Linked DNA regions of Homo sapiens: regions 2 and 3 are each linked to region 1. The links are chromatin contacts, found by Hi-C in ENCODE. All regions are on one chromosome and are shown on one strand. Each heading gives the region's core, a stretch centred on a gene start or an enhancer-like site at or near the end of the contact. The rest is flanking DNA. Distances are from core to core; before and after follow the strand shown.

Region 1 (2,709 bases), core at 56-2,555:
TTTTTTTTTTTTTCTTTTTTTTGAGAAGGAGTCTCACTCTGTCTCCCAGGCTGGAGTGCAGTGGCACGATCTCAGCTCACTGCAACCTCCACCTCCCGGGTTCAAGCGATTCTCCTGACTCAGCCTCCTCTCCTGCCTCAGCTGGGATTACAGGCTCCCGCCACCATGCCTGGCTAATTTTTGTATTTTTAGTAGAGACTAGTTTCACCATGTTGGCCAGGCTGCTCTCCAACCCCTGACCTCAGGTGATCCACCCGTCTCGGCCTCCCAAAGCGCTGGGATTACAGGCATGAGCCACTGCACCCAGCCGAGTTTAAGATTTCTAGCAGCCTTCTTTTCTTTTTTCTTTTCTTTTCTCTATCTCTCTTTCTTTTTCTTTCTTTCTTTCCTTCTTTCTTTCTCTTTCTTTCTCTTCCCTTTTTTTTTCAGACAGAGTCTTGCTTTGTCACCCAGGCTAGAGTGCAGTGGTGTGATCACAGCTACTGCAGCCTCAAACTCCTGGGCTCAAAGGATCCTCCCACCCCAGCCTCCTGAGGAGCTGGGACTACAGGTGCACACCTGTATAATAGTACATACCTGACTATTTTTATTTTTTTAGAGATGGGGTCTTGCTATGTTGCCCAGGCAAACCTTGAACTCCCAGCCTCAAGTGATCCTCCTGCCTTAACTTCCCAAAGTGTTGGGATTACAGACATTAGCCACTACCCCTGCTAGCTTTGCTTTCTTTGGTACGCCCCGGCTAGGACCAAATTTACTGGGACCCCGTTTATACACATAGTTTCTCAAGCAGTGAGAAACATGTGCCCCTGCTCCCCATATTTGCATACATGACTAATCTACTAATAGCTTTTGACCATTTGGGCAAACCCTGCATTTAAGCAAACCAAATATTTGTAACTTGAATATGGAAACAAAACAGAAATCCTGTACAAATGGGCTGTGCTGGATTATTTAACTTTTCATTTCTTTGAAGGGCTCCTTTTGCCCTTAGAGATAGCATTTGAGAGAAACTCCAAAATTCAGGCAGAAATTCAGGACAAAAAAGCAAGTTTAACCTCTGGTTTCTGAACTGTGGTGCATATTAGGCAAGACTGTTCCGGATAGACCAGAAACTTTGGCCTGTGCAATTCATGCTGCATGTCGCTATGATGTGCATCTGGATGTATTCACCCTGAGGTTGTTTATTTACAATGAGAATTGAAGGAAAAGTTCAGAAACATCCTGTCACAGGATGTGTGGATAGGCCTGCTGAATGCTGAAGCCAGAGGAAAGCAGGAAAGTTTCAGCAATTAGTGATGGCATCGCCCTCTAGTGGTTTGTCCGTGGCTTAAAAATGAATATACTGCAGGTGTATCCCAGTTCTCCAAAGAATTGTCCCAAATAAACTGTCAGATTGTGTACGGAAAAGAGAAAAGGAGGGGAAAGAGGAAGGGAGCAAGAGGGAAAGAAAGGAGGAGGGAGAGGATTCTTGCCAGGATAGCCCATCTCAGCAGCTAGGAAGCTCTAGGAGCCAGGCTTTCTGTAGAAGCCTTCTGACATCCAATTAGGCCCTCAGTGAAAACATTTTTTTCCCAAGCTTCTGGCAAGTGATTCTAGCTAAAAGTCACTATTCACGATTTGTAATAGGGCCCTGGGTTCCTTTCCAGCCTCCACAGCTTTGTACCAGCTTCCCCTCCCAGGTCCACATTCCATTCCTAGGTAAGTCATCACACGTGCTGAGAGGTAGAACTGTCTGCAGGGCAAAGTGTGTAGGTAGACCAGGCTTCTTTTCTTGCACCCCCACCCTTCTTTGTTTCCTTTATGCCTCATTGTCATCTCCCCAAATACTTTTGCTGCCCTTTATACTTAATTTCCTGTTGGCTCCCCACAGAAGAGCTGGTGGCCCAATTCCTCAGGTGCCTGAAAGAATGTTTAGAGAGCTGCCTCAGCCTTTAGGGAATGACAGGAATGCTGAGAATTTCAGGCAGTACTTTTCAGACCCACTGGAAAGAAAGTTTTGGCCCAGAGATGGGGCGGGGTGCAGGGGGTGGGAGGGATGGGTTTGGGGGGTCTGTGTGTGTAAGAGGAGCTTCAAAACCACCTCAGATCATAATTACCTAAGGCTATGGACTTGTCTGAAGCCTGGGAGTCTCATCGTGGAGTCATCTCGTGTTTGTTGACCTATAGGAACAGAGGCCTCTGGGAAAGTGGTTGTTTGTGTAGCAAATTATAGATATGTGAAATTAATTTGGCTCTGAGTCTTGAGACATGAGTTATTTCTCATAATATTTTAGTCATAGTCCCCATAGTTGGTAAACAGAGTAAGAAAACTTTTCAGTGTTGAAATGTAGACTATTATTCCTGGGTTTGTTAAATCCTGGAACTTCTCCTGAGTCTAATTTCATTACAGGAAGGAGGGGAAATCGTGAAGGTTTGACTCAGAACTGTCACCACAGTCTTTCTGATTCTCTATCCACATAAAGTTTTTTATTTGGTTATTTTTGAATGCTTTTTATTCAACTCAGAGCAACTTCGTCTTAAATGGGGGGGCTAGGTAAAATAAGGCTGAGGCCTACTGGGCTGCATTCCCAGACAGTTAGGAATTCTAAGTCACAGGATCAGATAAGAGGTGGGCACAAGATACAGGTCATAAAGGCCTTGCTGGTAAAAACAGGTTGCAGTAAAGAAGCCGACTAAAACCCACCAAACCAAAACCAAGATGACGATGAG
Region 2 (2,709 bases), core at 154-2,653, 510 kb before region 1:
CTGGTCTGGAGGTATAAATTTGGGAATCATTAGTCAATTGATGAAAATTGAGCCATGGATATCAAAAATACTATCTAGAAGAGAGAATATGTAATAAATCCAGAGGTGCACCACTCAGCTCTACCTCCACCAAAGGATTTGATGCCCAGATTGATGGAGAATGAAATCAGCAGACAGCCTCCAGCTTCCAGCTCTTAGCTCTTTCAGGATATACCTTAGCTGGGAAAACTCCACACAGGACCTCATTTCTTTTCCGGGGACACCACATCTAATGAATGAACATGGCAGGAATATGAAGGCCTGGCCACTTCAGTCAAATGTGGGATGAACCTATGATCCAGAATGTCCCCCAATGGCCAAAGTTTTGCTAGACTTGCATCAAATTTCAACTCCTTTCTCATCTCTATGCTTTCCTTTGGCAGGTATTGATTCATAACAACCATCTTGCACCCTAAACTCTATGTCAACAATATTTTACCTAGAGAAGCTAACCTATAACAGAGCATAAAATGGAAAGAGGAAGAAGCTTACAGACCAGCCATCTGCAAAGTAAAAGAGAAGGAAATGCTAGAAAGTAAGAAGGAAAACCTGGATAGCATGGTGTTTTGGAGCCAAAATAAACACATCTCAACAAAACAAAGAGTGCTGGGAGATTAGAAAAAAAAATACTGGAAAATGTCCATTGGACTTAAATCATGGAGGTCATTGGTGACCTTAGCCAAAGTTGTTTTGGTGCAGTGCCAGGAACAACTGCCAAATTAAAGAGGATTGAGGAGGGAGTTTGAAGTGAGAAAATGGACTCACCAAACAATGAGACATCTTTAGAAAATTTAGATTGAAAGAAATGGGAAAGATAGAAAGGAGTTGAAAGATAGAAACATAGAAATTGGGAGACAAGGAAGGTTGTTTTTTAAGATGGAAGAGGCATGAGAAGATTTAAATGTAATTGGAAATAATCCAGTTGAGAAGGGTATGTCGAATAAATAGAAATGGGGGCAGGGAGGGAGAAGAAACTGATAGTGTAAGGTTGATAATGAAGTGAGAAGGCATGAGCAGACAGTTTCCAAAGCACAGGTGGAGGGATTGGGCTTAAATGAGAAGGATACTCCCTAGACTAAAATAGGAGGAAAAGAGAAGAACATGAGTCCAGATGGAACTGTATGGATTTGCTAGCAGGAAGCTGAGGGAGTTCCCATCTGATGCCTTCTATTTTCTTCGGGAAGTAGGAGGTGAAGTCATCTGCTGCAAATGAGGAGGAGTTAAGAATATTCGAGGTTTGAATAGAATGTAGAATGTTTAAAACAATTGTTGTAGACAGAGGAAGAGAATTTACCAGAGACACATGGAAGAACTGGCAGGCTGAACAGGCCCCATGTGTCGGCACCAATCTGCCTGTATCTGCTCCACTGTTGGGAGACTATCTGTGGCAGTGCCAGGCTGTTCGAGTGTAGGCATAGAGAAGGAATACAGATGCATTCATCCAGGTTTGGACATTTGTCAGACAAAGATAAAAAAAAATTTAAGACAACAGGACTAGGGAGTTGAGAATATTGGTGAGAGTGTTATGCAAATAATGGACTGTGGAATCTAAACTAAATAATAATAACGAAAAGATCAACAGAGATAAAAAGATGAGAGCTGATGGACTTGGGGAAAATAAAGAGGCCAGCATATGAAAGCAATACTTTTCAAGATTTGGGGATCATGTCAATATGCAGAATATGATTCAGGTCTGCAGGTGAGCCTGAGATTCTGCATTTTTAACAGTTTCCAAGGTAATGCTGATAGGCATTAGAACTTCAATATGATCAAAAGTAGTTTTTAATTTGAGAGAGAGAGAATCAAAACTGCTATTACATTACTAGAGTGGTAGCAACTGAACTCAGAACAAACGATGAATGGGGTTCCATGAAGGACACTTTCCACAGCTACGAGGAAGCCTCCCTCTGATGCTGCTCCTCCAGTCACTTCTTTACGAACTGTATCCACAAACAAAGTTACCTGAGTGACCCTCTGTCTTGCTTCCCTAAACAAATCTAACTAAAGGTAAGGCCTTGCTGGTCCTCGTCAGCTAGATTGTAGTTCAGTAATAGTGATAGCAATAATTTACCCTGTTACTACGGACTCAAAAAAGGGTAGACTCATTTTTAAGAATAATTCAACTGAAATTAGGATTTTAAGATGAACTTCCAACACATCTCAGGAGCCCAACAGGGAGGGTAGGCCAATCCGTAAGGTGATTAAAACAAAATGAGCATTTTGAGTTTTAGGCATATGTGAACAGTAAGGAGGAGCAGTGAAAACTGTTGGAACTTCTAGAAAGAAAGACCCTGCTCTGACTTAAGAAAAACTCAAATCTAGATGGCTCAGAAGGAATTATCTCACCTCTGGGTAAGGTGATATACATGGGCCCACAAAAAATCCATTTTTCTGTCACTTACTATGAACCAAACCTTCTCAAGAAATTGTAACTTGACTTCCATTTCCCAAGTAAGCAGCCAAAGATTTTCTCTTTTGAAAAGAGACGAAATTCTGAGTGAAACAAATCATTGGTGTTAATATTCAAGCAACAACAAAACAATAAATGAAAACAATATTTGTAACTCAAGGTGAATTGATCCAACTCAAATTTAGGAGAAAAAGTAAGGTTATATTAAACCAAGATAATAATATCTAATTTTACTGTTAAACGTTAATCATGCCTGATGT
Region 3 (2,709 bases), core at 136-2,635, 490 kb before region 1:
ACTTGATGCTTCCCAGCCAACTTGGTACAATTCAATTCTTCTCTTTTTGATCCTATCAAAGCTGTAAGCTATAGATGTTAAGTCTCTGGAGCCACAAGAACCTAGGTTCAAATCCTGGCTGTACAATTTACAATCTATATGAACTTGGACAATTCCTTAACCTCTCTCTGCCTCAAATTTCTCATCTATAAAATTGAGATACTAGCGCCTATCTCATTAAGGTTATTGACAGGATTAGATGAACTAATGTATGTGAAGCACTTAAAACAGAGTCTGACGCCTATGAAGCACTATAGATGCATTAACTATTACTGTAATTCATGGTGCTCTTAGTTTGGATACCTCATCCAGACCTTGACAAAGTCAATATATACTGAAAGGCTCAACTACTGAAATTAATCACACTAAGATCTACATGTAAACTGCATTCACTCATCCAACACATTTTTGTTGAGCATTTATATTTATGCTCTGAACTAAGCTCTAGGAGAATAAAATTATATAAAGCACAGGAGGAAAATAAGATGAATTGGTATAAAGCCCACATGCATAAGATGAAACTATTATAAGATAGGTTGATTATGAATTTTTAAAACTTGATTAAATTAAGCAAAAACAAATGGTCTAGTTGCCAGTAAGTTTGTTAATCTTTTGATTATCTGATCATCTTAACAAAACTTCAAAACAGAATAAAAATTTTTAATATAGGCCGGTTTTAGCTGATACTGAACAATAAAGCCGTACTTAACTGCACTTTCCTGGTCAAGAACAAGAACTTTGGAACCAGGATAGGCTCAGGTTTGAAACTAGCTCTGCCACTTTCCTTGTGTACCTTGAGCAAGATACCTAAACTTTCTCTCCATTAATTCTTCATATTTAAGCTGAGCAGCACTAGCTACCAGTTTACATGGTGTTATAAGGATTAAATGTAAGGCAGTTACCTAGTGTTTAGCCCATAATAAATGCTCAGTAAATACTTGCGAGCATCATAATTATTATTTCTCTGAATTTAAACAAGTAGTACTTATATCTCTATTCACATTACATCTTCTCCACGTGATTTGCCTTCATTTTTCTCCACGTAAATGAAACTAAACATAATTCATTATTGTTAAAATATTGAATGTTTTTTAAAATCCATTTCCAAAAAAACGGTGACTTGCTGATAGTTCTCATAGCAGGAGTATAAACTAACTCCCCTTCAGGGAGTTGCATAGCCATCTCTTTGTTTAGGTGATTTCTAGACTTCCTATTTAGGCAAGGCTCTGATCTAGAAGACATAACTTTTTATAATCCAGCTCTGATGACACAGCATGAGTGATGGAGCTATAAACAGACTCCCTCCTCCTCCCCCACAAACCATGTTTCTGTAGGATGAGGGCCCAGTTAGTGGGAATTCACTTGTAAAAGACTTGGAAATACTTTCTTCAGCACACAGCTGAGCACCAAAACTTTTGAGCTATATGCCGTCTTACAATTATGCTCTAAGCCAAGAGAAAAATCTTGCTAAGTTATTTATGTTTTAGGCATTTGATTTTTCATTTTAAAGTGCTAATATTACAAGTAACTTAAATAGCAGGCACAGTCTAAAGATTTAAAAAGAAGAAAAAGTTGATGAATTACTGATGTACTTGCTAAAGTGAATATTAGGAATTTTAATGTCAGATGTTCTAATGGGGAAAAAACGATGTTTGAGAACTAAAGAGATTAGCTGAGAACTGAACTCTAAGGCAGGTATTTTTAGGAATCTTTGGTAGTGTTTTAATGTCAGCTTAAGAAACAAAGTAAAGTATTTGTGTCTCATAGTTGCTAGGCAACATATTGGATTTGATTTGGTTTCCAGTCATTTTAAAAAATAGTGCCATGATTATAACAGCAATGAAACAGTATTATCCTTTTCTCAATTCAATATTAAAATACTTAAGAACAGTTGGCTTTGATGGGGTCATTATTACTTAACTTTTATTTTTTCATTGTTTCCATATCCTTATTCCAGAATCCTGGAACCATGCACACTGTACTCTTAAAAGAATAACTTATGTCATAATTGTGCATCATGCTGTTTTACTATTTTAGATTAGATATTTACATAAAATTCAAGATACTGAAGTTTGTAGCCTTTTTTGAGTTTCTCCACACTTTGATCATCATATTCCTGAATCATCAATACATTTTCTTTTTAAGAAAGCAAGGGAGTAGTATGTACCTTAGAGAGATTTTCACTTAAAATAGTTACAATAGCTTCAGTTTTTTTTTTAAACATTTACACAAAAACCTAACTCCCCAACCAAGCCAGAAAGATTAGGTATTATTAGTATTTACGTATTTTTGTGAATTTTTAACTTAGACAATATTTGTGTTTTCTTATAAAGTTAACATATACTTTTTAATTTTTTTTTTAGTCAGGTACTACAAAGCAGTATAAAATAAAAAGTAGCATCCCTCTTCCTACTCCTTCCTCAAGTTACTTCAATCGTATTCCCCAAAAATAATCGCTAACACTTTCTTACAACTCTACATATTTTTAAATTCTGCTTGGAAACATGTGCTGGATTTGACACAACTCATTTATTGTTAGAGCTTGAGTGCATTCTTTGTTACCACCCAACCAAGAGTAAAAAAGAAAAAACAATTTTTTTCAGGAAAAAAAAAGGAATCCCTGGACCCAAACATTTCTCTTCCAATTCTTTTCAGGTAGTAACTCTTTCT

The links. Hi-C counts contacts between places; a loop is a spot of excess contacts on that map. Pooled maps may share reads with other maps.
Region 2: a map of endothelial cell of umbilical vein shows a loop between it and region 1 (3-fold over the local background). The contact joins two enhancer-like sites. A Hi-C loop is called at or near these places in 5 of 168 maps with a recorded cell type or tissue (IMR-90, aorta, ascending aorta and 1 more) and 6 of 50 pooled maps.
Region 3: a map of ascending aorta shows a loop between it and region 1 (5-fold over the local background). The contact joins two enhancer-like sites. A Hi-C loop is called at or near these places in 3 of 168 maps with a recorded cell type or tissue (IMR-90, aorta and ascending aorta) and 5 of 50 pooled maps.

What each region holds. Positions count from the first base shown.
Region 1 is chr12:79,546,632-79,549,340 of GRCh38, reverse strand. No RefSeq gene overlaps it. Among named protein-coding and RNA genes, the nearest start is that of MIR1252, 130 kb to the right of the region's middle. RefSeq lists enhancers at 1,598-1,892, 1,335-2,063 and a silencer at 1,598-1,892. Within about 2 kb of position 1,305, at least 20 of the 41 ENCODE cell types and tissues checked have a DNase peak (open chromatin) inside an H3K27ac peak, as active enhancers do; they include ascending aorta, where a contact is called at or near this core.
Region 2 is chr12:80,055,010-80,057,718 of GRCh38, reverse strand. No RefSeq gene overlaps it. Among named protein-coding and RNA genes, the nearest start is that of OTOGL, 43 kb to the left of the region's middle. Within about 2 kb of position 1,403, at least 2 of the 41 ENCODE cell types and tissues checked have a DNase peak (open chromatin) inside an H3K27ac peak, as active enhancers do; they include ascending aorta, where a contact is called at or near this core.
Region 3 is chr12:80,032,272-80,034,980 of GRCh38, reverse strand. No RefSeq gene overlaps it. Among named protein-coding and RNA genes, the nearest start is that of OTOGL, 66 kb to the left of the region's middle. Within about 2 kb of position 1,385, at least 2 of the 41 ENCODE cell types and tissues checked have a DNase peak (open chromatin) inside an H3K27ac peak, as active enhancers do; they include ascending aorta, where a contact is called at or near this core.